Regions from separate parts of the Homo sapiens genome. Here region 2 is linked to region 1. Evidence: read pairs that join two places in POLR2A ChIA-PET (ENCODE). Cell type or tissue: A673. All regions are shown on one strand.

The links. Peaks named below come from ENCODE experiments on the same cell type or tissue, not always from the same donor. Only the 100,000 strongest peaks of a DNase experiment are listed, where the experiment ranks them.
Region 2: POLR2A ChIA-PET joins it to region 1 with 6 read pairs; 9 of 35 experiments call an interaction of 5 or more read pairs at or near these places.

What each region holds. Positions count from the first base shown.
Region 1 is chr4:153,255,962-153,258,461 of GRCh38, reverse strand. The region is part of intron 1 of TRIM2 (tripartite motif containing 2); the gene reads right to left. Among named protein-coding and RNA genes, the nearest start is that of TRIM2, 53 kb to the right of the region's middle. RefSeq lists an enhancer at 588-1,233. In A673, no CTCF peak of the experiment used is centred here; DNase peaks (open chromatin) are centred at 250 and 1,151; H3K4me3 peaks cover 1,460 bases; H3K27ac peaks cover 1,816 bases.
Region 2 is chr4:153,197,688-153,200,187 of GRCh38, reverse strand. It overlaps a transcript of TRIM2 not described here. Among named protein-coding and RNA genes, the nearest start is that of TRIM2, 5.5 kb to the left of the region's middle. In A673, no CTCF peak of the experiment used is centred here; no DNase peak of the experiment used is centred here.

The sequences.
Region 1 (2,500 bases):
CCCACTGTTTCAGGAAGCAAACCTAAGGACCAACCCAAAACCCAAGGGTTTTTTTTTTTCTTTTTTTCTTTTCCCTGTGTAATGCTATCATTGAGCTCCACCCAGATTTGACTGTACTTCAAAGACAGGAAAAAAAATTGTCAGAAAAAAAGCAAATTATCTCCTACATGTTTGTTTGCTGGCCCTCAATGGCATTCAGAATTCGGAGGGTCGAGTCATGCATTATGAATGAATGGGTTTCCAATGGTAACTGCCAGCCATGGAACTCAACCCCAGGATTCTCTAATAGAGGACAGAGTGGGGGGAGGGTCGCACGTTCTCCTCTACCCTGGGGCAGCGAGGAAGGAATCCTGCAAATCAAATATTTCATCTCCATGTTTGCACCCAACAGAGAGATGCAGGGGGCAAAATTCTTCTATTTAAAACAAGCCAAGATACACACTAAAATAAAGACTGGTAAAAATACAAATCTAGTCAGATCACATTAGAACTTGATAAGAAAATCTTGCATGATTTTCTCCCCATACTTGTTAATTTGGTGCCTTTGTTTAAGCAAAGAATGGGTCTGCATTTTACAGCTACAGAGGATGCAGCATCACCATGAGAGATGAAGGGAGAAAAAAGAACCGAGAGAGCAGGAGAAATCAGTTATCCACCTGGCACAATACTAAGCAGTCTGAACATTTAGGACCTACCCATTTCTGAAGACAAACAGACTAACCAACGAGGCAAAGAATTAAATCCTCCCAAGTCTGTCGCTGCAGCTACGCGGCAATCCAAAAGAACAACGCACGTTTCTGCTAACACTTCAAGTTGGGAAGCACCATGCAAAGAGACTGGTTAAAATTCCCTACCATGCAGTGCAGCCATCATCAGAAGCCCAGCATATCTTCTGCTCTAAGTAGTGATGTGCCAGTTCATGCACAGAACAGAGGAAGAGAAAAATGGAGGAAATGAGAGAAGGCTGGAAGTCGGCAGGAATGTTTCTGGGTCATTAACAAGTGGAAGACCCCCTTCAGTATTCACACCAATCGGTCTTGATCTTACAGGACATCTTTTTCTCACTGAGCGTCTGTTGAAAAGACTGCAGCAAACCAGGCAAGGGATTATGGGATAGGGATGCAGCAGCGAGCTGCAATGAGATTCGTGGGTGGCTTGCTTTCCCTCTGAGTCAGCAGTCAGCTGTTTCCATGCTCTCGTGCTGGGCCGCTGAGCTCCATCACCAGAAAGTGACTGCAGGATTCACCAGGGGAGAGGCGACCAGTGCAGTCTCCGTGCAACGCAGCCGGGGCAGGTACAGGGAGTGCTACAAATCAGACGAAGGGAGTGCTGGGACGCAAACGGTGAACGCAGTGAGAATAGATTCTAGGAAGAAACTGGGCATATGGTACCTCAATATGAAAAGTTCACATTTAGAGAAGAGCTTTGCGTGAGTGTGAGAGCACACACTTGCTCGTTAGAAAGAGAGACGACTGATTTCCTTAGATGTCTCAAGTAGCTTTAAACACATATCATAATTTTTTTAAATGCAAAAAACAAACAAACAAACAAACAGTCCAGTTCCACAAGCCCCTACTACTTTTCCTCTCTTGGTATTTACCCCAGGGCAGGGTCTATAAAGTACGGTTCCACAAAGTCAAATCATGCAATGACATTTCTTTGCTTTTTGTGGTTCTAATGATTCAGAGAAAAATCATATGGTACATATTTTGATTCGGGGATAACCAGACCTTGTTCTTCTTCTGATCATGAAGTTTTCAGTTAAAAGTTGAGAAACTTGACAAATAACATAACTTAATTTCCTGCCAAGTCATTAAACTTAGTTGTAAAAGGTATAAATAATGTAAAAATGATCAGCAAGTAGCCATATGATAGTGATTAGGTCTCCATATTACAAATAATAATTTAGAATAAAAAATCTTACATATCAGAGTAGAATTCACAACCGTTCCTTTTTCTACAACAATAAACGCAGGGAACAGTATTGCATCCTATTCCTTGGTTAGTTATTAGTTTCAAAGGGATTGCTAATAATGTTTATTTTAAAAAACTGGGCATCTGCATATTTGATTACATTAATATTTATCACATTCTTTCCACGCAGTCAAGCATTACAGTGAGCCCTTGAAGGGGCCTCAGCTCTGCAGAGCAGTGGTGATTACCTTTGGTGGTAGTAGGAGGAGGGGGATCACAGAGAATACAGCAAAATTGACAGACCCCAGAAATGCACATACATGCCAACTTTGGCGTGCCATTTTAGGTGATACACAGTTCTCAAAATCCCAGTTAACACCCTATTTTAGAAGTTTTGTGGATTTTTTTAAAGCTTCATTGAATTGTAATTCACATACCATATAATTCACCCATTTAAAGTGTACAATTTAATGGCTTTTAGTATATTCATAGATGTGGGCAACTATTACCACAGCCAATTTTGGAACATTTTCATCATCTCAGACAAACAAACAAACAAACACCCAACCCATACCCTTTAGCTATC
Region 2 (2,500 bases), 58 kb after region 1:
AGGCCGATCACTTGAGGTAAGGAGTTCGAGACCAACCTGGCCAACATGGAGAAACCCTGTCTTTACTAAAAATTCAAAAAGTAGGTGGGCGTGGTGGCGGTGCCTGTAATCCCAGCTACTCAGGAGGCTGAGGCAGGAGAATCGCTTGAACCCAGGAGGCGGAGATTACAGTGAGCCAAGATCATACCACTGCACTCCAGCCTGGGCGACAGAGTGAGACTCCATCTCAAAAAAAAAAAAAAAAAAATTAGCTGGCCATGGTGGTGCCTGCCTGTAGTCCCAGCTACTCCAGAGGCTGAGGCGGGAGGATCACTTGAGAACAGGAATTTTAGGCTTCAATGACCTATGATGGTACCACTACACTTCAGCCTGGGCAACAGAGCAAGACCCTGTGTCTTAAAAAATATGATAAAAATAAACAATAAATAAATAAAAAGAGGATTTATTAAATGAATTCATCCATTATATTTGTGCATCACTCAGCATCTATTAAGCTCCAGGCACTGTGAGGCAGGTGGGTGCCAGTAGACCTGCTTGCACCCTTTCTATGGAAGGTAAGGAAGAATGCTGTTTTCCAATGCAAATGAAAATAATAATAATAATAACTGACTAAGATTTATTAAGAAGCATTTTAAATGTCAAAAAGTGTAAGTGTGGAATAGGCACAGGCTGGCAGCAAGTCAGAAAGCCACTCTGCAAGCAAACAGATTCGTTATAGTACTAATAGATATCATTCCTACCCTCTGTAAACTCTGGGTATATAATGACCTGCAGATTATGTTTGACATTCTCAGTGAGTTTCCTACTTCTTTCAGCATATATTTCATTAAAATCAATCAAGAAAAGAGAAAGTCACAAGTTTTTATCTGGGAAGGACTATATTTGAACTCAGTTCATTTTAACATAGGTAAACCCCTTGGAAGGTTGAAACAGGAAATGAACTGACAACGAGGAGGAAGAGGAGACTTTGAAAACATGGAAAGAAGACTTTGCCAGAAATTTCATCAAGAAAACACAATTCTGTAGAGCTGAAACTGTCTGACAAAGCTGTTTCACATATCCCCGGGGCCTATTTCTTTCCTGATCATCATATTACTTAGCATTGGCCTATTGCTGTTATTAAAAATAATAAACAAAATGATTACAGAGGCAGATGTGTGTTCTTTGAAAAGATGGAGAGATGACATCACTACTTTCTAAATTTCGAACCATTAGATTATGCAGTTCAGAAAATTGCTACATGCCCTTTGAGAATGCTCATCATCTAATTAAAATTTTACCCTTGATCCAAAACAGCTACCTCTTAGTCACCCAACTCTTGGCAACCTGAAGCCTCAATTACCCATAAGCAGAGCTTCACCAAACCCTTCTAAAGAGCCAAAGCCCAATTAACTGACTTAGCTCAATATCCAGTACTGCACTCATTATCAAGTCCCTGATTTGCCAACATACAAAACACTTTACCAGGGGAAAACATTAAATTGCTTTCTGATTTTTAAAAAAATGATATACACATAAAACTATATTCTCATGTCAAGAGACCATATAAATATGGTGAATGGAACTGGGTGAAGTCACAACAGAGGCCCTTTGGATAATACATAGATGAATGGTGTACTAGTCCGTTTTTACGCTGCTGATAAAGACATACCCGAGACTGGGAAGAAAAGGAAATTTAATTTGACTTACAGTTCCACATGGCTGGGGAGGTCTCGTAATCATGGTGGAGGGTGAAGGGCATATCTTACATGGTGGCAGCAAGAGAGAATGAGGGGGAAGCAAAAGCAGAAACGCCTGATAAACCCATGAGATCTCATGAGACTTATTCACTATCATGAGAATAGCACAGTAAAGACCAACCTCCATGATTCAATTACCTCCCTGTGGGTCCCTCCCACAACATGCGGGAATTCTGGGAGATACAATTCAAGTTGAGATTTGGGTGGGGTCACAGCCAAACCATATCAAATGCTCAGACCTCCTAAGTCTCAGATGATTCTGGAAATCACAAATCTCTAAGCTTAAATTATGTGTTTTAGAATCCTTTAATTTCTTTTTTAAAATAATAAAAAGAATATTGTCTTAGTCTATTTGGGCTGTTATAACAAAATGCCATAAGCTGGGTGGCTTATAAGCAACCGGAATTTATGTCTTACAGTTCTGGAGGCTGGAAGTCCAAGATTAAAGTGCTGGCAGATTCCACATTGGTGAGGGCCTGTTTTCTCATTAAGAGGCAGCTGTCTTTTTGCCGCCCTCACAAGGTAGAAGGGGCAAAAGAGCTCTCGGGTCTCTCATTTATTTATTAATTTTTTTTGAGACGGAGTTTCGCTCTTGTTGCCCAGGCTGGAGTACAGTGGTGCAATCTTGGCTCACTAGAACCTCTGCCTTCTGGGTTCAAGCAATTCTCCTGCCTCAGCCTCCTGAGTAGCTGGGATTACAGGCGCCCGTCACCACACCTGGCTAACTTTTTGTATTTTTAGGAGAGATGGGGTTTCTCCAT